2 separate regions of the Homo sapiens genome follow, and region 1 is linked to region 2. The links are chromatin loops, found by intact Hi-C in ENCODE. Cell type or tissue: PC-9. All regions are shown on one strand. Links, peaks and the distances in the headings refer to the core of each region. The heading gives the core; the rest is flanking DNA. Region 1 overlaps NR6A1 (nuclear receptor subfamily 6 group A member 1). Region 2 holds the start of PSMB7 (proteasome 20S subunit beta 7).

Region 1 (12,224 bases), core at 1,753-9,752, 200 kb before region 2:
TGAGTCTTCTGAGGGACCCCAACAACCATTGGTTTATAGACCATTTTCCAAGGTCCATTTCTCTCTGCAAAATCCCTTTTTCAAATTGAACCCGTTCAGACATTGTGCCCTGCTTGTGCAGGATCTACACCTCTGTGAGAAGTTCATTCCTCCACCCCCATTGAAGCCAGAATTGAGCTCAATTTCCTACTCTTTTTTTTTTAAGGTTTTCCAGTGTTTTTGTTGCTCTACCCCATTCCCAAAACCTGTTTCTTTATGGCTTGTGACTTTTCCTGATAGTCTTTATCCTCTGTAGGTGCCCAAATCCTGAAAAAATATATCAAGTATCAAAACAAAAGTCCCAAATACGTTATAGTGGTTCAGTATTTGTAGTTTGCTTAACTTTTATTTTATTTAACAGCTATTTCTAAGACATTTCTCCTCAGAGAATGTGATTAAGTAAAGTTATCTCAACTAGGCATCAGGATTTGACACACAGTGTTTCAATTAACAGCTGAAAAGCCATAATCTTTTTAGCAGTGAGCAACAGAAAATGTCAAAGAAACTTTGCTGTTTTGCCGGTCTGAACCTAGTTTTCCATCTGGAAAACGGGACTTAGGGAGATCACCGACATTGTCAACCCAGTTTAGTGTGAAGGACATGGGATATTACACACAGAACCAATTCTTGTTGCAGTTCTGTAAACCCTAGTCAGTGTAAACTGGAGAAGAGCGTGGGAAAATACTGGTTGGTCATGCCAGACTTTTGTTTTCTTCTCACTCTGTCACCCAAGCTGGAGTGTGGTGGTGTGATCTCAGCTCAGTGCAACCTCTGCCTCCCAGGCTCAAGCGATCCTCTCACCTCAGCCTGCGAAGTAGCTGGGACCACAGCTGCATGCCACCATGCCCGGCTAATTTTTTTGTATTTTTGTTAGAGACGGGGTTTCACCATGTTTCCCAGGCTGGTTTCAAACTCCTGGGCTCAAGAGATCAGCCCGCCTCGGCCTCTCAAAGTGCTGAGATTATAGGCACGAGCCACCATGCTCGGCTGTTATTTTCTTGGTTGCTTGCCTGGTGCTGGGAATGCCTGTGGCTTTTTAGCACAATGATTGCCAAAAATTAACCACCTTCCTCCCCTGCCCCCTCAAAAACATTTCTGTGTGGCTTATGGTTTAGGTTTTATCTCTTGTCATTTCTCTTCAGTTTTTCTGTACAAAATGAAATGCTAGATTCATTTACAGTATGTTCAAATTAAACTTTTAAAAAATTTGCTATTATTTTTCATATTAGTAAGAAGCATTTCCTTTTTTTCCTTTTTCTTTTTTTTTGAGACAAGGTCTTACTCTGTCACCCAGGCTCCAGTGCAGTGGTATGGTCACAGCTCACTGCAACTTCAACCTCCTTGGCTGAAGTGATACTCCCACCGTATCCTCCTAAGTTACTGGGACTGCAGGCTTGCACCACCACCACACCCCACTCATTCTTTTTTTTTTTTTTTAAAGATATTGGGTCTCACTGTGTTTCCTAGGCTAGTCTCAAACTCAAGGACTTAAGTGATCCATCTCGGCCTCCCAAAGTGCTGGGATTATAGGTGTGAGCCACCACTTCCAGCCTAATAAGCATTTCTTGAATCCCCAATGTATGCTAAGCATTTTTTGAGCTACTGAAAAGGAAGTTTCTTCTTGTGTCAGGGAATCTATGCATATCCATAATGATGTGACTTTTAGCCAGACTGTGTAAGGAACAAAAAGCATGTTTTATGTCAGATTTCTTAAGTGCACATTTATTCAAAAAGTTAAAGAATTTTAAAAAGGAGTATACTTTGCAGGCAAAGCCCCTGGTCATCACTGTACTTGTGATCACTGTTTGGTTATTACTCCTGGAATCTTGAAGTCTTGGTACATTTTTACCACTGTATCTATTGAGTTAGTTGTGTTTCGATCTGGGCTCTGGGTGCTTTATTTGCTAGCAGTAGCTGTGGCCTAATCTGAACATCATTTTTCTTTTTTCTCCAAAGAGCATGGTCCCTACTCTGTCTGCCTCACATGATAGTTAGGAGGATGAAATAGAGAAATGCAAGTTAAAGCCCCTCCCAAGGGCAGAGCATTATATAAGTGTAAAATAGGCATGGTTTTGTAAGGATGTATCTTTTTAAACCTTTTTTTTTTTTTTAAACAATGAGACATGTTTCACATATCATAATTTACTCTGTACAGTTGAGCGATGTTTGGTATATTTACCAAGTTTTGCAACCATTACCACAAATCAGTTTTAGAACATTTTCATCATCTTAATAAGGACCTTTCTGCCCTTTTACTGTTAAACCCAGCAATCCTTAATCCTACTGTCTCTATAGATTTGTCTTTTCTGGACATGTCATATAAATTGAATTATACCATATGTATTATCTGTGTCTTGCTGCTTTCACGTAGCATGGTGGTTTTGAAGTTTGTCCGTGCCATAGCACTTGAGTAGTCAGTTCCTTTTTGTGCTGAATATATTCCAGTGTATGGATATGCCATACATTTTATCTATCCATTCACCAGTTGATGAGCATTTGTGAATAATGCTACTATGAACATTCACATGCAAGTCTTTGGACATATGTTTTCATTTCTCTTGGGAATAAGGGTATATCTTTTAATTATAAAAGTACTTCATGCCTATTCTGAAAAATTATTTATTTACGGAAGTATAAAACTTGGTAAATCAAAGTTACCTCCTTAATTCAACTTCTCAGAGGTAGTGATGTTAATAATAATCATTATCATCTTCTATATCTTCTGAGCATTTGCTATATGGCAGGTACCTTATTTATATATATTCATTTATATTGTGCTACCTTATTTGTGTGTAATCAGTTATATTTATATATGTATATAAAACAATAAAACAAATTAATTGAATTTTCTTTTTTTTGGAGATGAAGTTTCGCTCTTGTTGCCCAGGCTGGAGTGCAATGGCGCAATCTTGGCTCACTGCAACCTCTGCCTCCCAAGTTCAAACGATTCTTCTGCCTCAGCCTCCCAAGTAGCTGGGATTACAGGCATGCACCACCATGCTTGGCTAATTTTGTATTTTTAGTAGAGACGGGGTTTCACCATATTGGTCAGGCTGGTCTCGAACTCCTGGCCTCAGGTGATCCACCTGCCTCGGCCTCCCAAAGTGCTGGGATTACAGGCGTGAGCCACCTCAGCCAGCCAATAAAATAAATGAATTGAATTTTCATCATAATCCTTTGAAGGCAATATGTGCCCCCCTCCCTATTTTACAGATAAGGAAACTGAAGTTTGAGGATGAAGTGTAAAGTCACACTTCTAGTAAGCAGCAGGCCAAAACTGAAACCTGGGCAGTCTGATGTATACTCTGGTTCTAGACTTTCCAAACATGCAGTTTTTTTAAAAAAAGTAAAAATTATAGTCCAGGTATGGTGGCTCATGCCTGTAACCCCAGCGCTTTGGGAGGCCAAGGCAGGCAGATTGCTTGAGCTCAGGAGTTTCAGACCAGCCTGGGAAACGTGGTGAAACACTATCTCTACAGAGATACAAAAATTAGTCAGGTGTGGTGGCAGGCGCTTGTAGTCCCAACTACTTGGTAGGCCAAGGCAGGAGGATCACTTTAGCCCAGGAGGCGGAGGTTGCATTGAGCCAAGATTGCGCCACTGCACTCCAGCCTGGGCGACAGAGGGAGACCCTGTCTCAAAAAAAATTTTTTTTTTAATTAAAATTACATACTTAATTGTGTAGCTTGTTTTATTTCACTTAATTTGTGTTAGAGATTGTTCCATGATATGATTCATGGATCTGTCTCATTGTTTTAACGAATGGTTGCGTTAATAGATATGCCAGGATTTATTTCATTCATCTTTTGTTGGTGGGAATTAGATTGTTTTTATTTGTTCTCTATTATGAATAGGGCTGCAGTGAATATCCTTGTATAATACTTTGCTTACTTATGGCATTACTTTTGTAGCGTAAAACCCTGGAAGTGGAATTTCTAGGTGAAAGAGTTTATCCATTTGAATCTTGGTGCTGCTAAATTCGTCCTCCCCCAAATGGTGGTAAATACTGCTCCCACCCCTACTCTCCTACCACCTCAACTCTGCAATCAGGGTGTAAGAGAGCCTGCTTTCCTATTCTCACCAATGCTGTATTATTTATTATGACTGTAGTGTGGGCTGTGATACAGATCATATAAATGTTCCAGGGAGAAGTTAGCATATCAGTGGCAGTGAACAAATGGCAAATAATAGTTGTTGTGTCTCGCCTCTTGATAGGTAAGGATGTGGTATTTCCCTAGACCTTCAAGAGCTGAAATATCGAGTGGCCCAAACTTTAGTTCAGATTAATTTAGGATGACTCACTTGGTTAATGATCTAAAGTGAACACTGTTGGAGACATTTCAACCATAGTGATTTCTGTTTTCTTTGACCTGTAACCTAACTGCTCTGGGCTCGTGGTTACCTTTCTTTTTCCTTTATTCTATTTTTTTTATTTTTTGAGATAGAGTCTCACTCTGTTGCCCAGGCTGGAGTGCAGTGGTGCAATCTCGGCTCAATGCAACCTCCGCCTCCCGGGTTCAAGTGATTCTCCTGCCGCAGCCTCCTGAGTAGCTGGGATTACAGGCACATGCCACCACGCCCATCTAATTTTTTGCATTTTTAGTAGAGATGGGGTTTCATTATGTTGTCCAGGGTGGTCTCGAACTTTTGTCCTCAAGTGATCCGCCTACCTCAGCCTCCCAAAGTGCTGGGATAACAAGTGTGAGCCACCGTACCTGGCCATGGTTACCTTTCAACTCATTGCTGCTTACAGTATCCTTCCCTTGCCCCCAGCTCAGTTTAAAATGAAGCCAAGTAAAGGGAATGAGAAACCAGACATTTGTGATGGATATGTAGGTTTGCCCTTTCCATTCTTTCTTTCAACAGAAACTGCCAAAATGAGGCCAGCAGCATAATGCATCGCCTGTTTAGTCTCCCCAGGGGTTGGGCTTCAGTAATCTTTGTTGCTTGGCAAGATTCTAGTTGATAAAGGTTTGGCATGGCCAGTATATATACCTGTTTAAGAGGAGGTGACTTTTTTTTATCTTGGTGCCAGTTAAGGAATCAAGGACACTGAGTGTTAGGTGTTGCTAGTTGTGGATAATCCCAGTTATCTTGCAGGTACGAGGGTCTGCCATACCTCCCAAATTTTGGAAGCCCTGGTTAGCATGTTCTGTGGATTTTGCCTTTGTCTTCTGATCACTTTTCTTCACTCCCCAGGCTTAATGTCTGCATCCTGAGGCCTTGTTGGTCTGGGGGATGCTGCCCTCTGCTGGTGGACTCTAGGACACCCACAGCGGTTTGGATGGGTCCAATCACTAGGGGAACTGACAAAGCTGTAGGGAGCCACTCATAAAGCTTTCTATAGTTTCCAACTTCATAACCCAGCCCTAAGACTTTTTCCTTTGAAAATAGCTCATCAGACACTAGAAAAGATACAAGTACAGAAACTTTCCCTGTAGCATTATTTGTAGTGGCCAAATAATAACACCTAGGTGCCCTGCGCTAGCTAATTGTGTTTCCATTCAGTTGACTGGCTTACAGCTGCTGAAATTGACTATATAAAAGACAAAAATAGAATGAAAATATTTACCACAAAACAAAAACCAGGCAGAATATACCAATTGCAGCCATTGAAGAAATGCCTTATGTAGGATAAGGGCCACCCGGGAATCTTCAAAATTGGCTCTCAAAGCTGGAGTGATTTCCTTTTATGTTAGTGGTGCTAATAAACAACGGGAGGGAGGAATTAGCTGAATGATTGGCAGCCTGGCTGAAATCTAGAATGAGTGACTTGCAGATTGACTGGGTGAAGTCTAAAAGTCTGGTTTCTAATCTCCTTACCCATCTCTCCATCTTGGCTCTTCCTCTACTGATCAGTATTTAGGTTTCTTCTGACTTTTTAAAATTGTAATAAATGTGCCTTATACGTATATTTTTGTGAACATGTGTATTTCTCTAAGATGGAGAGAAGTGGTATTTTTGGGTCACAGGGTGTGTGTAGTTTAAATGTTGGTAGATCCTGTAAGCTGTTTTCAAGTTGTACATCAACCACCAGCATTGTATGAGCATACCCATTTCTTCAAAACTTCACCACTGAAATATACCACTATTTTTAATTTTTTGCCAATCTGATGAGAAATGGTTTATAATGGTTGCTTTACTTTTGAGTTTTTATTAGTGACCTTTTCACTGTTACTCATTCTAATCATATTAGGGCATCTTTGCCTGGTCATATTCTTTGTCCATTGGGTGGTTTGCTTGTCTTTTTCCTACTGATTTTTAGGAACTCTTTATGTTTTGTAAATACTAATATATGTGTGTGTATAAGTATGTATATATATTTTGGGATCTTTGCCTTTTAGAAGTTAGACCTTTATATAGATGCAGATCTGATCATCATTTCTTTAATGATATCTGGATTTCATGTTATGCTTAGAAAGACACCCCCTCAGTATATTATAATATATATGTTTTTGTTTATGTGGTTGTGGGATTGTGATTAGTTCTAGTTCTTTTCTTTTTTTTTTTTTTTTTTTGAGATGGAGTCCCGCTTTGTCGCCCAGGCTGGAGTGCATTGGCGCGATCTTGGCTCACTGCAATCTCCGCTTCCCGAGTTCAAGCGATTCTCCTGCTTCAGCCAGTGGAGTAGCTTGGGATTACAGGCATGCGCCACCATGCCTGGCTAATTTTTGTATTTTCAGTAGAGTTGGGGTTTCACCATGTTGGTTGGCGAGGCTGGTCTTGAACTCCTGGCCTCAGGTGATCTGCTCACCTCGGCCTCCCAAAGTGCTGGGATTACAGATGTGAGCCACTGCGCCTGTCCAATTAGTTCTTTTCTATCTCAGGAAATTTCTGTTTCATGAGCTGCCAACAAGTTTTATGGCCAAATAAAACTTGGTTTTAAAACAGAAATGAGCTGGGCGTGGTGACTCACGCCTGTAATCCCAGCTTTGTGAGGCTGAGGCAGGCAGATCACCTGAGGTCAGGAGTTCAAGACCAGCCTGACCAACATGGTCATGGAGGTTGCAGTGAGCGGAGATTGTGCCACTGCACTGCAGCCTGGGCTACAGAGCGAGACTCTGTCTCAAAATAAATAAATAAATAAATAAATAAAACCTAAGATTGTACAAGTACTAAGTGGCAAAGTTTTTCTGGCTCCAAACATTCTAGCTACTGCTCATTTTAATTGTCTGAATTCCAGGAACATGTAAATTTTAACCTATAATCAGTCTTCTCTTGTTCAGCTCTTTGACAAAAGCCTTGTGACTCAGTGTCTGCTTACCAAGTTTTGTATCATTCTGGGAAAAAAAAAAAGGCAAAAACCCTTATATTTCACAAGGATTTGTTAGGTGCTTTGTGGGGGAATGGAGAAAGTTGGAAGGTTGGGATAATTAGGATTACGAAATAGTTGAAATAAATATTGTGTTGCTACTGATTATAATAACCTTTGCTAGTTTCCAGTGTTTGACCTCTATAGAATTCACCATATACACATGCAGGATTTTAAAGGTGCTATATGGGCCTTTAAGAGACCAGGATTTTACTTCTCAGTTTTGTACCTGGTGCCCACGCTGGAACCCCAACTATATGTGCCTACTCCAGTTTCCTCTCAGAGGCCTATTATCATTTTGCTGAGTGTTGATTTTCAAATCATTATGACTAGTTGTGAAACACTTACTGTAAAAAGCATCCTACCCATTTTGCTTAATTTATCTTTCTAATTAGGGCATTGTAATGATGGAATTACATTCTATGCAGTTTTTAATGCATTAGCCTGGAAGTTCAGCAATTTCTTTTTATGCTGCATTCATCTGAGCATTCTCAAAGTTACATGATAAAGAATCTAAGCTCTCCAACTTTGTATTAACTTGATCTGAATAGAAACATTCAGTGGAATCCAACTATCTTATTTGTGTGAAAAGTGAACCTCACCAGGACTGAGTAAACACCATTAAAAGAGCAATACCAGGCTTTGAATCCAGTTATATCACTGGGACCACAAGGGCAAATAAGATTGTGAAGAGCCATTTTTCCAGGAATAGGCTTGCAAGGATTGTCTTTAATGCATTTGAGTGTCTCTTGCAAAGAAGAAGGACATGGTAAATGGGAAGGTCTGTTTGGGCAGAGTTGCAGAGACTTGAAAAGCACCAACAAAAAAAGAAAATTTCAGTGTGGTAGCCAGTTCATTGAGGAGGGGTTATGATGATATTATCTTTACAGTCATTTTTGTGCCAAGCTGATTTACAAAGGGAATTTTTGCATATAGTGGCGGACTTTTGTCTATGTCAAGAGGAGCCTAAGGCAGAGTATATTTTTAGGATCTATTCTCTCAACCCGTTGGAGTTGCCTCTCTGGCTCCTGCTGACTTATCCATCTCTCATGCCACAAACCTGCCATCACCACCTGTCTTAGATTCTATCATTTATAGATTGAATAGGACAAACAGCTAATCTGATAAGTGAATCAGTGCTCTTAGAATACCCGAGGGCCAGTTGTTGGGGGATATATAAATGCTAATTAGGACTTTCAGGAAATAAATTCTCTAACTTTGAAAGTTTTTCATTCTGGCTGGTGGAGACAGAAACTATTCTTGGCCCTATGGAGCCCCAGAATTGTTCCCTCTACTCCTTTGGGATGATTTTTTCCCTGGCTTTGGGTAATTTTTCTCGTATATGTGCACTGATCAGTCCTCAGCTGAAGACTTGGAGGACCCCTCTGCAGATCTCAGCTGTGCTCTCTCTGCATAGCCCTCTCCCTCCTAGCCCTCTTCTTTGTGAACTCCAGCTGCCCTGCCTCCTGGACTCCCAGCTTCTAATCCTCAACTCTTGGGACTGTTGAGCTCTACCTGGGTTCTCCCTTCCTGTGCTCTAGGCTGGAAACTCAGGGCTTCGGTGGGTATTTGTAGGACTTCCCTTATTTGTTTCCTCTTTCTCTGGAGTCACTGTCTTTGGCCGCCTGAGGTCCAGTACCTGAAAATCATTGTTTTATATGGTTTGTCCAGCTCTGTAGTTGCCCCAGCCAGGTGACCAAATCTGGTCCCCATTACTCCATCTTGGCTAGGGTGGCAGAAGTCCATCTGTAAACTTTTATATACTTTTAAATATATGTTTTTGTAAATGAGATCAAACTGATTCTTTTCATTAACAAGATATTATAGACTTCTTTATGCCAGTAATGTTCTTTGTATTATACAGATTTATTAGCCATCCCCCTATTGATTGCAAAGTTTGAGCTTTTCTTTTAATTTTTATTTACTTATTTATTTTTTGTTTTGTTTGAGATAGAGTCTTGCCCTGTCACCCAGGCTGGAGTGAAAGTGGCTTGCTCACGCCTCAGTGCAGCCTCAACCTCCCAGGCTCAAGCGATCCTCCCACCTCAGCCTCCCTAGTAGCTTGGACTACAGGTGTGTGGCACCATGCCTGGCTAATTTTTGTGTTTTTTATTTTTATTTATTTTTTTAGAGACGGTCTTGTCATGTTGCCCAGGCTGGTCTCAAACTCCTGGGCTCAAGCAATCTGCCCACCTTGGCCTTCAAAAGTGGTGGTATTATAGGTGTGAGCCACCACACCAGGCCTTAATTTTAATTTTAATTTTAATTTTATTTTAGAGACAGGGTTGCTCTCTTGCCCATGCTGGAGTGCAGTAGCACCTTCTTAGCTCACTGCAGCATCAAACTTCTGGGCTTAATTGGTCCTTCCGTGTCAGCTCCCAAATAGATGGGACTACAGGTATGTGCCACCACATCCAGCTAAATTTTAAATTTTTTGTAGAGATAGGGTCTCACCATGTTGGCCAGGCTGGTCTCAAACTCCCGGCCTCAAGCGATCCTTCCTCTTCAGCCTCCCAAAGGCTGGGATTACAGGTATAAGCCACCACTCCTGGCTTTGAATTTTAAAATTTATTTAGCTACTATATACAGTACTGCCATGAATATCTTCTCACTCCTGCACAAGTACTTCTGTAAGGTACATTCCTAGAATTAGAACTGCTATATTAAATGGCATGGGCATTTTAAAGCATGGGCTTGGCTTTAATAAATAATGCCAAAAATAACCTCTCAAAATGTTGTACCAATTTGTATAATGGTTGTGTGATGGAAGATGTGAAAGAAAGAAAGAAAAGAAAGAAAGAAAGAAAGAAAGAAAAGAAAGAAAGAAAAACCCAAACTACTACTTTGCATTGACATTGATAGGATATATGGGGGTTTACCTTACCCACAGTACAAGAGTTGTAACTGAAATTGGATCATTTTTAAGGGTATAATTCCTTGGCAGGCAAATTCTTAGATTGGTGTGATTTGCAACTGGCCCATCTGCTAACCCAGTTAAGTAACTGAGAAGAGGGGAGTATCTATGAGGTTCCTTTGCATAGTGCTCAGATGTGAGCTCCCCCTGCTTATGTTCCTGGTACTCTTCCCTTTAGGTGCAGTGCTATTTTAAGTCCTGAAGAGATGCTGGGGTATCTGTCCAAGCAGGCTTGTCAAGAAGGGATGCTTGAAGAAGTCCCAGGAAAGCATTTTCTAGAAGTCATTGGTCTCCTCTCAGTCCTGGAACTGTTTTTTTCTCTGCTTTCCACACTGATTTGTCCTTACACATCTGAGCCCGGGGTCAGTTCTATGGAGGGTCTGCATAAGTCTTGTCTTTTGTTCCAAATGAAGGTTGCTCCTGGGAATCTGGGTGGACTATGAGAGTGAGGGGCAGAAGAGAAGAGTGGTTCAAGTCAGCAGTGGAAACCTATCCTTTGTTACTTGACATCTGCTTTAAATTCCTTGTTTAGTTTTGTTTGGAAACCTTATCAAAAAGCACAAGGTTCTGGGACACAAGGAGCTAAACAGTATAGCTGCACAGCTCAGCTATCACTTTCTCTGGGAAACCCTTCCAGATATTCATCAGATACATATTAGGTTCCAAGAAAATAGTGGTGAGCTACTGGCACCCCAGCTAAGACAAGCACCTCTTCTCTGAGCACACCTTGTATTTTGCCCCTCTTCTAAGATAGATATCATTATCCCTTACACTGGCTTGCTGGCTTGAGCTCTTCAAGGATAAGATCTTGACTCATTCATCTTGACCTACCCATCCCCAGCTTAGCACAGAATGGGAATTGCTCAGTGTTGACCTGCTCTGAATGCTGAATTCTCTCTCATTCTCTCTCATTCTCTCTCTCTCTCTCTCTCTCTCTCTCTCTCTAAGACAGGGTCTCACTCTGTTGTGCAGGCCTGGAGCACAGTGGTGTAATCACGGCTCACTGGAGCCTCGACCTCCTAGGCTCAAGTGATCCTCCCACCTCAGCCCCCCACATAGCTAGGATTACAGGCATGTGCCACCATGCCCAGCTGATTTTTTTTCTTTTAATTTTTAATTTTGTAGAAGTGAGTGTCTCACTATATTGCCCAGGCTGGTCTCAAACTTCTGGCCTCAAGCAATCCTCTTGCCTTAGCCTCCCAAAGTGTTAGGATCAGAGGTGTGAACCACTGTGCCCAGCCTTAAATTGTCTCTAATTTTGGAGCAAAGACTGGAGAGTAGTCTTTGGTGGCTACTCTGGGGGATCTCTTCCCTACGGATGTCTGAGCAAGCACTCTGTCTCACTAATGGGCTTGAAAACAGAGATTCTTGTAGAGAACGTGACTCATGGTTCTGGAAGTAAGGAAAATAATAACTACTGCTAGGTTTGCTGGGCCTATGATAAGTACTTTAGTGATAATGAGAAGTATTTTACATACATTCTCAACCAAAATGGCCTGATCCCAATTTTGTTTTTTTTTTGGTAAGGGAAGTGAAGGCTCACAGAGATAAAAGAAAGTTATTGTATCTTACTGTGGGACACTGAACATGTTTAACTCCAAAGCCCACTATACCTGCCTCCTCCTTCCGCACAGTAAGTTTTGAAGAAGGCTAAACTACTGAATGGGTCAGGAAAAGGATACTTCCAGGTAGTATCCTCAAATAGCACTCCAACCTGAGATTCAGAAAGGAAAGTTATTTGGGGTCAAAAGCACCTCTCCGCTCAGCTTGGTGTATTGAACTCTTGAAAAATACAATTATAAACACCTCTATGCAAGTAAACTAGAAAATCTAGAAATGGATAAATTCCTGGACACATACACCCTCCCAAGAATGAGCCAGGAAGAAGTTGAATCCCTGAATAGACCGATAATGAGTTCTGAAATTCAGGCAGTAATAAATAGCCTTCCAACCAAAAAA
Region 2 (12,224 bases), core at 1,671-9,670:
ATATATGTATATATATAAAAATTTATTTTTTTGAGGCAGAGTTTCGCCCTTATTGCCCAGGCTGGAGTACAGTGGTGTGATCTCAGCTTACTGCAACCTCTGCCTCCTGGGTTCAAGTGATTCTCCTGTCTCAGCCTCCTGAGTAGCTGGGATTACAGGAGTCCGCCACCATGCCTGGCTAATTTTCTGTACTTTTAGTAGAGATGGTGTTTCACCATGTTGGCCAGGCTGGTCTCCAACTCCTGACCTCAGGTGATTCACCCGCCTCGGCCTCCCAAAGTGCTGGGATTACACGCGTGGGCCACCACGCCCAGCTGTGTTGTGTAACTTTCAAATGGTTCAGAGCGAGAGAGAGAAGAGAAAATGGTAAATCTGGGATAAAGAGTCTCTGTGTGTTTATTGAACCATCCTTGTAGCTTTCTGAAGCTCTGAAAAACTTCACAATGATAATTTGGAGGAAAAAAGTAATAAATATGTAGAGAACTTGAAAATTTGAAAAAAAAATCCTTGCTGAAATCCCACCAGCAAGGAATTACCACTATTAATAATAGGATTTTTTTAAAAAAAGAATGTATACCCCCACACATAAAACCATACACATTGTGTCCATTTTCTCATTCTTTCTTCTGTCCTTAAACATGCATTGAAGATAATTTTTCTTGGCCTCATAAATTTCATATAAACTAGTTAACTATTCTCCCATTGTTTGACATTAAAGTGATTTCTAGATTTTCATTATAATATTGCTACATATTATAACATTTAATCCATTTCAGTATCCAATATATACTTCATTATTCAATATATAATCCACTATGAATAATGCTACAATGAACCTTTTTTTTTTTTTTTTTTTAACAGATGGGGTTGCACTATGTCGCCTAGGTTGGAGTGCGGTGAACACAATCACAGCTCACTGCAGCCTCGAGTTCCTGGGCTCAAGTGATCCTCCCACCTCAACCTCTTGAGCAGCTGGGACTGCAGGTGCGTGCCACTTTGCCTGGCCAATTTTTCTATTTTTTGTACAGATGAGGTCTCACCATGTTGCCCAGGCTGATCTCAAACTCCAGGCCTCAAGTGATCCTCCCGCCTCGGCTTCCCAAAGTGCTGGGATTACAGGCATGAGCCACCACACCTGACCTCTATGATGAACGTCTTTATACACCAATCTTTGACTGAAGATAGATCCCTAGAAGGGGAATGTTGGGGTCAAATGTTCTGGACTTTTTCAAGGATCGTGAACTATTCTGGCAAAGAGCTTTCCAGAAGCTCCTATTATACCATTTTGCCTTCCCACTAGCAACCCTTAAAGGTGCTCATCTCACCAGATCATCCCTAACACTGAGTATTATCATTACAGAAAAGGTCTTTGTCAGACCTGATGGCCCCATGGACACAGTTCTGTCCTCCTCTTGCTTGCTGGAGTCTGTGGTGCTGGACTCAGGTGCTCTCCCTGCATCTCCGGGCACTCTGATCTTGGCGGCTGTGATGTCACTCCCCTCTAGTTCCCCTTCACTCCACTCTTTGCCCACTCGGTCTTTGCTTGCCTGACACATGGGACCATCCCTAGCTCTCTTCTCTCCCTTGCCCACTCTCCTGTGTTGTCTTCACATTTGGGACTTCCACAGCCTTCTCGCTGCTGTTGGAGAACTCCTGCAACTCTCTCCCCAGCCCAGACCCTTCTCTCGAGCTCCAGGGACCCACGGGGACCTCCAATGCAACGTGTCCCCAAGGCACCCACGTGGACCTTCCTGCTACCAAAGTCAGATAACCCGGAGAACAACGTCGACTCCTCCTTTTACCTCTCCTCAACATCCAAACTTCAACCATGTGCTGTCTATCTGGCCTCTGTCATATCTCCAGTGACTGTTCCCTCTCGCTGTTCTCACTGTCACCACCCTACTTCAGGCTACCTTCCTCTCCTCCCTGATCTGTGGCCGGAGCACCCCCACCGCCCCTGCTCTCCCACTTTCATTCTCTCCCTGTCCATCCGTCCTCCCACGGGCTGCCGGAGTGGTTTTCACACACTGTGATGTGTCAGCCTCTGTCCCCTGCCTCCTACTCTGGGATGCCCGGTTTCCAGCTGCCCACGCCCTCTTACTCCTCTCATCTTCTGTTCTCCAACAAGCCCAGCTGTTTCCCGCCTCCACGGATCTGCTCACACTGTCCCCTCCTTCTGGAATTGCCCACTCTCTTCTCGCTGCAACCCCAGCTAGCCAACCCCTGCTCCTCTTCTGCGTCCTGTTTACAGTCTCCTGTTTTCCTCAGAGCATTTGCTGCTGCTGTTCCTCCCCTGGGGGAGTTGACTTTTTCTCTCCTTGGAATCTCTGTAATCCACACAGTCTCTATCAGAACCTTCTGATCCTTTTACTTGCTTATTTATTTCTGTATCCATTTCTCTTGAGGGCAGAGTCTTTGTTTTCTTGTGCGTCGCATGGTACCAGACACAGGATTGGAGTTTATGTAAGGAACATCTGAAGGAGTGAATGAATGAGTGAATGAATGGAGCAGCATTTACCTAGGGCGAGGCAGGTCTGAAGCATGGAGAAGATAATGGGGCTGGATGTGTCTGGGTCCGGGAGACACATTCAGAGATGGATCCTGCAAGATTTGATGGAGAAAGCACCCGTGGTTCAGCAGCCTTCAGAATACCTTGTCCCGGGTGATGAGCCCTGTTCAAACCCCCACGTCAAGCAGGAAACCCGTTTTCTCTAGAGGTCATGTTGATTCTCTGCTCAAAAGCATTCCATGGAGGCTGGGGTGGTGGCTCACGCCTCTAATCCCAGCACTTTGGGAGGCCAAGGTGGGTGGATCGCTTGAGGTCAGGAGTTCAAGGCCAGCCTGGCCAACATGGTGAAACCCCATCTCTATAAAAATACAAAAATCAGCTGGGTGTGGTGGTGCACACCTATAATCCTGGCTACTTGGGAGGCTGAGGCAGGAGGGTTGCTTGAACCCTGGAGGCGGAGGCTGCAGTGAGCAGAGATCCCACTACTGCACTTCAGCCTGGGTGACAGAGCAAGACTCCATCTCAAAAAAAAAAAAAAAACTGATGGCTTCCCAATGTCCTTGCGATAGGCCCAGGCTTCTGAGCCAGCCTGCAAGGATTTTCTTCTTTTTGTTTTGAGACAGTGTCACTCGGTCGCCCAGACTGGAGTGCAGTGGTGAAATCTTGGCTCACTGCAACCTCCACTTCCTGGGTTCAAGTGATTCTCATGCCTGAGCCTCCCAAGTAGCTGAGATTACAGATGTGCACCACCAAGCCCGGCTAATTTTTTTGGTATTTTTCGTAGAGACAGGGTTTCACCATGTTAGCCAGGCTGGTCTTGAACTCCTGACCTCAGGTGATCTGCCCGCCTCAGCTTCCCAAAGTGCTGGGATTACAGGCATGAGCCACCACGCCTGGCCTCTACAAGGCCCTTCTTAACTGGGGCCTGGCCAGCTGGCCACATTGCCCCTGGCCCATAACCGGACTGATCTGCCTGCTATCCTGCCAGCCGGATGGCGCTACCACACCTCCGAGCCTTTATCTCTCTGTCTTGAATGCTTTTTTCTTGAATGCTTTATCTGCTCTCTCTGTCTTGAATGCTTTTTTCTTGAATGCTTTATCTGCTCTCTCTGTCTCGAATGCTTTTTTCCTTCTCTCCACTGCCATTCTCCAAGACTCTGTTACAGCTTCACTTCCTCCAAGAAGTCTGCCCAGGCCCTCCAGGCAATTGTGTCTCCCCGAATCTTCCCCTCTTTAGGGAAAGTAATTCCACTCTCTGCAGCCTGCCTTCCACAGACCCAAGTCTCAGCCTTGACTGTCCTCCCTGTGAAGCTGTGGGTCGGGCCCTGGTCCTTCTGAGTCTCAGCTCCTTTTTCTGTTCCTTCCCCCTTAAAGGATCCCACCTGCTGTTCCCTCCCTCGGAAATTATTAAGAGAATCAGGTATGCTAAAAGGAGAGGCTGGGATTAAGAACATGAGCTTTAACCAGGACAGGCTTGGGTTCAAATTCCAGTTCTCTTGCTGACCAACTGCGTGACCTTGTGTTACAACTCCTGTCTCCAAGTGGAGAGTCCCCTACCTGTAAGCTGGAAACCTCAGATGGTGTTTTGATGAATGAATTGGGTTGTGGCATGGAAGGTGATTACCGTAGCACCTGGCATAGAGAAAGGATTCAGTAAATAGATGTTAAACATGATGATTAAACCAGGTGGGGAGAGTGTTTGGTTGTTGGAACCCACTGAGGAAGTGCGGAGTATTCTCATGATTTCACTGTGACTTGAACAGCCCCTGGATACGAAGAAGGGAGGGATGCCCCCTCCTGCTCTCCAGCAGCTGGAGTTGGCAAACTCAGGGCCCAGCCGTCCCAGGCCTTGCTCACAGTGGTGGGGATTCTGGAGGTCTCAGGTGGGCCCCAAAATCTGCTCAGCACCCCAATAGAGTCTGGATGGGTGGTAGGAATCCACACTTTGAGATGCTGCCCTGTGCCGTGCTGCGCCCCTCCCATGGGAGCTGTGTTTCTGTGGCCCATGCAGCGAGGCTTGGCACCTGGGTGCTGTGCCAGGGGCCCTGGAGCCTGGAGCAGCTGCTGTAATTTATGCAAAGGAAGGCGCCCAGGTCTGCCCTGTCTATTTATAGCTTATTTATGAAGAAGGAAAAACAAGGGCCCAGTTGCCATAGCAACCAGGAGCATCATGGGCTGCTTTCCCTGCAAGAGGAAGATGGCCAAGTCTCCTTGAAGGGTGCACCCTCAGATGTGTTTACCGTGACAGAGGATGCAGGTGGGCCTTTGAGGGCCTGTCCCATGCTGGGTTCCTGGGCAGCCTGCAGGGTGGGTGGGGTGGGGGGTGCTGCTTATTGGGCTCTTGGAAAATCCAGGGTGATGCCAGGGCCACGCACAGCTGAGCTCTCGGCAGCATGAGATGCACCCTCGTCCCCTGGTCTTGATGCTAACTCTTGTCCTCTGGGTGCCCACCTGCAGCCTCAGGCAGACTTGGAAGCTCTTTCCCTGGCTGTGCTCTGGCTCGTGTCCTTTAGGGCACTTAGCACAGTGAACTGGAGGCCTAGACGCCAGACCAATGCCCCCAAGGCTGTCATCTAGCACAGGGTTGGCACCAAGCTTGGCACCAAGGAAGGGTTTAATAAATAATGAATACATGAAGTGTTGTATAGTTTACGATGCGTGTTCTTATTCGATGCGTGTGGGGCAGGATAAGCACTGCAACAGTCTGTCATTTTACAGATGAGGAAACTGAACTTCGGAGAGGTCAAGACACCAGCCTAAGGTCCTGCAGCTGGCAAGTAGCTGAGCTGGCCTGAGTCCTGGAGGAGGAAACCCCACCTGTGTGCTGGCAGAATACGAGGGAACTTGGGTTCCGGTTGGAACTCGGGTTCCAGTTGGGCCCTTATTGTCAGGGGTGGGGGAAGTGGTGCTGTGTGTGGTCTGTGGCTGGGAGGGGTGTGGTTTGACTCTCAAGTCATATCAGCGGTATGACCTTGAGCTAGTGACTTCACCTCTCCGGGCCTTGGTTGCCTCATCTATAAAGTGGGGCCATGATGCCTGGTCCCTGGGGACTGCCAGCTCCCTGAGGACAGGCTCTGTGTCTGTCTCTTGATTGTGCTTTCCTACTGCCTGGCACATTCTAGGTGTCCAGGGTGATCATGAGATCCTGCACACAGAATGGCTGGGTCCAAGCCCAGGATGTTGAGTGCTCTCAGGGACTGTTGGTTGTTACTGTGTTATTTGGGAACTGAGGCACAGAGAGCCTGATGGCTCTCCTGAGGTCACCCAGCCAAATCCACAGCAGAAGTGGTGGCTTCACTGGTGAGTTGGGGTTGGTAGCACTGCCAGGGATGAAGTGGGACTGTGTCCAGGCCCAGGGGAGGGCCAGCTGGGCTGGGCTGCAGTCCCAGGGGGCAGCAGCCATGCTGGGCAGGGAGGCCGAGTGGGGATCTCTGAGTGCTAGGGATCTAGGGTTGCCCTCCACATGCCTGGAGGTGCAGAGGCTGCCCCCATCCCTGCCCGGCTGCCCCCATCCCCGCCCGGCTGACTCCCTTGCTTTATGTCCAGGCCGCCTGGAGGCTCTTGGTCGCCCTCTGCTGGGCTCTGAGTGCCTCTGCGGGGCCACCTCCAGAGGCTGTAAGAGGAAACAATGTCCCCTCCTCAGCCCAGTCTGGGTGTGAAAAATCAAAGATACCAAAGAAACCCAGGTAGGAAGAGAAAGTTCCCTCAAGCAAATCGAGGTCACAGATCATTTCTACAACGGCTTTCCTAGCTCTCTGTGCTGTGCCCGGGGCCCTGGCTTCTCTTTTTTTTTTTTTTTGAAACAGACTCTGGCTTTGTTGCCCAGGCTGGAGTGCAGTGGTGTGATCTCAGCTCACTGCAACCTCCGCCTCCCAGGTTCAAGCAATCCTCCCACCTCAGCCTCCCAAGTAGCTGAGATTACAAGCGGGCGCCACCACACCCAGCTAACTTTTGTATTTTTAGTAGAGACGGGGTTTCACCATGCTGGCCACGCTAGTCTTGAACACCTGACCTCGAGTGATCTGCCTGCCTGGGCCTCCCAAAGTGCTGGGATTACAGGCATGAGCCACCACGCCTGGCTGGGCCCTGGCTTCCTAGCTCCCACTGAGACCCTACGGCGGGACTCAGGCACCCACCACCACCCCCCGGAGGCTGCAGGTACCACTGCAGAAGCCTCACGACTGTTTCCTAAAAACCATGTCCAGGGTTTTCGGTTTGGTTTTGTTTTTGGCACATCTCAAGCCTTCGCCCACGTGCCTGACCCTCTTGCCTTGTCGTCCCGATGGGCTCCACACCGTCTGAGCCTCTAGGCTTCCCTAGAGTGTGTGCCCCCCACTCGCATTCCCATGCTTCCCCCGCCTGGCAGTTGGCACACAGCGCTGGGAGTCTTTCTTTTCTGAGACTTCCTCTCCTCCCCTGGACTGTGAGCTCAGGAGGTGTCTGAGTTTCCTAGCTCTGTTATAACAAAGTACCACAATCTGGGTGGCTGAAACACCAGAAATTTATTGTCTCACCATTCTGGAGGGTGCAAGTCCAAAGCAAGGTGTCTGCAAAGTTGCTTCTTCTGAGAGCCGTGAGGCAGACTGTTCCAGACCTGGCGCCTAGCTTCTGGTGGTTTGATGGCAACTTTTGGCATTCCTTGGCCCATAGGATCATCACTCCAGTGTCTACCTTCATCTTCATATGGGGTTCTCCCTGTGTGCATGTCTGTCTCCAAATTGCCAATTTTTTTTTTTTTTTTTAGACAGAGTCTTTCTCTGTTGCCCAGGTTGGAGTGCAGTGGCATGATTTTGGCTCACTGCAACCTCCTCCTCCCAGGTTCGAGTGATTCCCCTGCCTCAGCCTCTTGAGTAGCTGGGATTACAGGCGCCCACCACAATGCCCAGCTAATTTTTGTATTTTTAGTAGAGACGTGGTTTCACCATGTTGGCTAGGCTGGTCTTGAACGCCTGATCTCAAGTGATCCACCTGCCTTGGCCTCCCAAAGTGTTGGGATTACAGGTGTGAGACACCATGCCCGACCCAAATTTCCAATTTTTATAAGGACGCCAGTCCTGTTGGATTAGGGCCTAGTGACCTCATTTTTAACTTGATTACCTCTGTAATATCAAATCAAATTCAATTCATTTGGAATACTTCCAAGTAAGGTCAGCTACTGAGTTACTAGGGGCTAGAACTGCAGAATATGAATTTATTTCCCTAATTTCAACGGAAAACTCAGAGGTAACGAAAGGGAATTCAACCTTTGACAAATGTTTATTAAACACACAGTTGTGATAGACACTGGTTCTAGGTGCTTCATTCATTCATTTGCACCTAGAACCATGTCTGACGCATAATGGGAGCTCAATAAATATTTGTTGAGTGAATAAATTAATTCATTCCACAGTCATTCAGGCTGTAAAAGGAGCCTTCAATTCCCTCAGTAAAATGAGTTGAATTACATAATTATCTCTTAGGTTTGTTGACAGGATGAAATGAATGTATTATTAATAATAACTATTTATAAGAAGCTTCTACATGCTAAGATAGATGGTCTTCATGTACAATGTTTAATACTCACAATAGCCTTATTAAAATGAAATTCACTGGCAAGGCATTGTGGCTCATGCCTGTAATCCCAGCACTTTGGGAGGCTGAGGTGGGCAGATCACTTGAGGTCTGGAGTTCGAGACCAGCCTGGCCAACATGGTGAAACCCTGTCTCTACTAAAAATACAAAAATTAGTCAGGCGTGGTGGCATATGCCTGTAATCCCAGCTACTTGGGAGGCTGAGGCATGAGAATCACTTGAACCCAGGAGGTGGAGGTTGCAGTGAGCTGAGATCATGCCACTGCACTCCAGCCTGGGTGATAGAGGGAGACCGAGTCTCAAAAAAATAAATAAATAAATAAAATAAAATAAAATAAAATAAAATTCACCTAACGTAGAAGTCACCATTTTAACCATTTTAAAGTGTGCAACTCAGTGGTTTTTAGTGTATTCATAATATCGTGCAACCAATACCACTATGTAATTCCAGAATATTTTCATCATTTTCCAAAAACTCTGCGCCCACTAAACAGTCCTATCCATTCTCTCCTCCTCCCCTAACCCTTAGCAACCAAACATCTACTTTCTGTCTGTGGATTTGCCTATTAAGAACACTTCACATACATGGAATGATACACTATGTGGCCTTTTGTGCCTGGCTTCTTTCCCTCAGTATATTTTTAAGGTCCATCCCTGTTGTAACATGTATCTGTGCTTCAGACTTCTTTATGGTCTAATAATATTCCATTAAATGAATTTACCATATTTTGTTTATCCATTCATCAGTGGATGGACATTTGTTTCCATTATTTGGCTATTGTGAATAATGAGACCCCCCCCTCGCTTTTTTTTTTGAGACGGAGTCTCTGCTCTGTTGCCCAGGCTGGAGTGCAGTGGCGTGATCTCAGCTCACTGCAACTTCTGCCTCCCTGGTTCGAGCTATTCTCCTGCCTCGGCCTCCTGACTAGCTGGGACTACAGGTGCCCACCACCACGTCTGGCTAAGTTTTTGTATTTTTAGTAAAGACGGAGTTTCACCGTGTTAGCCAGGATGGTCTCAATCTCCTGACCTCATGATCCGCCCACCTCGGCCTCCCAAAGTGCTGGGATTACAGGCGTGAGACACCGCGCCCAGCCAATGAGACCCCTTTTGACGCAGGGCAGGTAAGCCCCAAAGTGCGGCTGAGCCCACAAGGGTTCTTGGCTTTGCCCAAGAAAGAATTCAAGGGCAAGTTAGAGGCAGAAGAAAACGGCTTTATTGAAGTGGCGGCGTTACAGCTCCATGACTGCTCCTGCAGAGCAGGGTTACCCTCTTAGGCAGAGTGTCAGGGCAGTTTTGCTGTCATATTTATACACACTTTTAATTACATGCAGATTAAGGGGTGGTTTATGCAGGCATTTCTAGGGAAGGGGTAGTAACTTTTGGTTTATGGTGCCACTGCCATGGAAAGGGGCGGTAACTCACGAGTGTTGCCATGGCAACGGTAAACTGACTTGGCTGGCTGGTGAGCGAGTCTTAGGGAAGACAGCTTCCGTCCAGGCCCTGTTTTAGCTAGTCCTCAATTTGGTCAGGTATCTCAGCCCCATCTCTGAATGGAGGCCTGCCTTCTACCTCACCTTTGTAGAAGTTTTTGTGAATACATGTCTTCAACCCTCTCGGGTGCGTATCTAAGAGGATAATACTTTTTGGGGAACTGCCAAATTGTTTTCCGGAGCAGCCGCACCGTTTTGCATTCTCACCAGCCGTGTATTCGGGTTCCAATTTCTCCACACTCTCGCAACCCTTGCGCTTTTCTGTCTTTTTGTTTATGGCCATCCTAGCGGGTGCGAAGTGGGATCTCACTGTGGTCGTGCTTTGCATTCACCCTATGACTAATCATGTTGAGCCTCTTTTCACAGACTTAATGGCCATTCTACAGCAGCCTTTTGAGCTAGGTTGTAATCTCCATCTGATAGCGGAGGAAACAGATTCAGAGAGTTGAAGAGACTTGCTTAACGCAAGGGGGTGGTGGGGCTGTGCCTGGGACTTGGGTCTGTCTGTCTCTGAAGCACCGCAGAACCAAATTAACGGTAGAAACAAGTCCAGTCTGAGCGGCAGGAGACCTGGTCGCTGGTGCGTTCACCTTGGACAAGTCCTTTCCCGGTTCCGGGTGTCACTTTCTCCTCCGTGCCACTTGGGGCGATATACTTCAAACATCTCTGGCCTCTCTAGGAACCAGAATCTCTAAGATCAATCGTTCTAGTGCGGCGTTTGCCCCGCCCCTTCAGCCCCCGTTGCCAGCGACGCCGGAAGTGCTCGGCTCTTTTTGTTTGCACCCGCCTCCGACCCGGAACTGCTTTCTTGGGAAGATGGCGGCTGTGTCGGTGTATGCTCCACCAGTTGGAGGCTTCTCTTTTGATAACTGCCGCAGGTGCCGCCTTGCTTGGGGCTTGGTTCAGGGAGGGAGAAGAGTGCGGTGCTCGGGTGGGAGCTGGGCCAAGGTGTGATACGAGAATTCTGAGGGAAGAATTCATGGCGGGGCCTGTGGCCCGCGGCTAGTGTGACTCAGGGGAATCAGGGCCTGGGCGTGGGTTTCTCCTGAAGCCGGGTCTGCTCTCCCACCTTCCCAGCGCACTCGGCCACCGTTTATCTCCGTCTCCTAAGGCACGTCACGGCCCCTTTGTAAGACTGTCTTCGTTGGAAAACGGGAGAACAGTGCTGATGGTGGGAGGATTCATTAAACAGATGGGCGTGAAAACAAGTAGCAGCTTTCCTGAGTTCTCTGTTAGGCACTTTTCATGCCAGTGCTGTGCGATGTGGTCCTGCCCTTCAACACTTGATTCTCTCATTTGCTCTTAGGAATGCCGTCTTGGAAGCCGATTTTGCAAAGAGGGGATACAAGCTTCCAAAGGTCCGGAAAACTGGCACGACCATCGCTGGGGTGGTCTATAAGGTAAGCCGGGTTAGGCTAAGAGCAGCAGTGACTGAACCGGCAACAGGAATCAGAACACTTGGCTTCCGGTGTCTCTCCCGGCTCGGTCTGGAAAGGCAAATGCTATAGAATACATCAGGAGACCGTCTTTCAGGAGCGACTGCTTTTGTCAGGTTTTGTGTGCTTCTTAACAGTTTATGTTCTTTCCTCACTTTGCTGAGGTTTTTTCTTTCTTTCTTTTTTTTTTTTTTAAACAGGTCAGTTAGCTTCTTAATTACTAGTTTAGGAAGCTGAAGTATGTGATGGGAGATCACGAGATTTGGGGTCAGACAGGTCTGTCTCACCTTTGAACTCTATAGTGCTGATTCCAACTTCTGGCAGCTCACTTTCCTTCTCACAGGGACACCTTCAGATGCATCAAATGGAGATAACTCCTGCCTTAAATTGTTGGAAACGTCAAAAGGGATAATGATTACCTGTGCAACATGTTTTAAAGAAAAGCAACATGTTTTAAAAGGAAATTGATAGTGATGGCTAATTTAATGGAAAGATTCCTGAGTCTTAATCCAGGTTTTTTCCAGATTAGCTCTGATTTACAAGGAATTTACCCGACACCTGAGCCTCACTTGAAAATGGGAATAATTCTTACCTACTCAGGATTCAATTAGTAGCATTTACTAAGAAACCTTTTCTTAAATCCTGAAAGTGTAGCACAATATTTTTGCTATGAGTTTTGGCTGGCGTTTTGAGATTAGGGGAGCATGTGGTATGGCCAACATAGTATTCCCTAAAGTAGAATAGAGAGTTGCGGTTGGCTTATATTTGTAAAATTGTTTAAAAACTTTTTTTTTTAATAGGATGGCATAGTTCTTGGAGCAGATACAAGAGCAACTGAAGGGATGGTTGTTGCTGACAAGAACTGTTCAAAAATACACTTCATATCTCCTAATATTTAGTAAGTATTGATTCGTTTGAATAACTCTTATATTTTCAAACATGTCAGGGCTAAAAATTGACCTTCCTGTGCTCCTTACTAAAACCTGTTTTTCAACCTGTATTTTCTGTCTCCCTTAAATGGCATTTCCAGCCACCTGTTACCTAAGCCAGTAACTTCAAGTCCTCTCTTTGCTTCAGTCTCCAATTGAATTGGTGGCCAGTTTTGCCCTCTCTGTGCCTCTTGAATCCATTCCCTCCTATCCTTTCCTTTGCTAAGGCTCTAGTTTGGGTTCTTTTTTCTTTTTCTTTTTTTCAAACATTAACTTGAACCATAGA

Evidence for each region. Hi-C counts contacts between places; a loop is a spot of excess contacts. Peaks named below come from ENCODE experiments on the same cell type or tissue, not always from the same donor. Only the 100,000 strongest peaks of a DNase experiment are listed, where the experiment ranks them.
Region 1: it touches region 2 in a loop (13-fold over the local background); 4 of 110 quality-filtered maps call a loop at or near these places.

The regions. Positions count from the first base shown.
Region 1 is chr9:124,610,736-124,622,959 of GRCh38, reverse strand. All of the region lies in intron 2 of NR6A1 (nuclear receptor subfamily 6 group A member 1), which reads left to right. Among named protein-coding and RNA genes, the nearest start is that of MIR181A2HG, 42 kb to the left of the region's middle. RefSeq lists an enhancer at 4,810-5,311. In PC-9, for the core only: a CTCF peak has its summit at 5,280 (motif pointing left); DNase peaks (open chromatin) are centred at 4,329, 4,989 and 5,259; H3K27ac peaks cover 1,419 bases.
Region 2 is chr9:124,413,591-124,425,814 of GRCh38, reverse strand. PSMB7 (proteasome 20S subunit beta 7) reads left to right here and starts at 10,373. Exons shown (of 8, transcript NM_002799.4): 1 at 10,373-10,451; 2 at 10,880-10,973; 3 at 11,810-11,907. The coding sequence starts at 10,390. RefSeq lists an enhancer at 10,417-10,466. In PC-9, for the core only: CTCF peaks have their summits at 5,869 and 6,069 (motif pointing left); no DNase peak of the experiment used is centred there.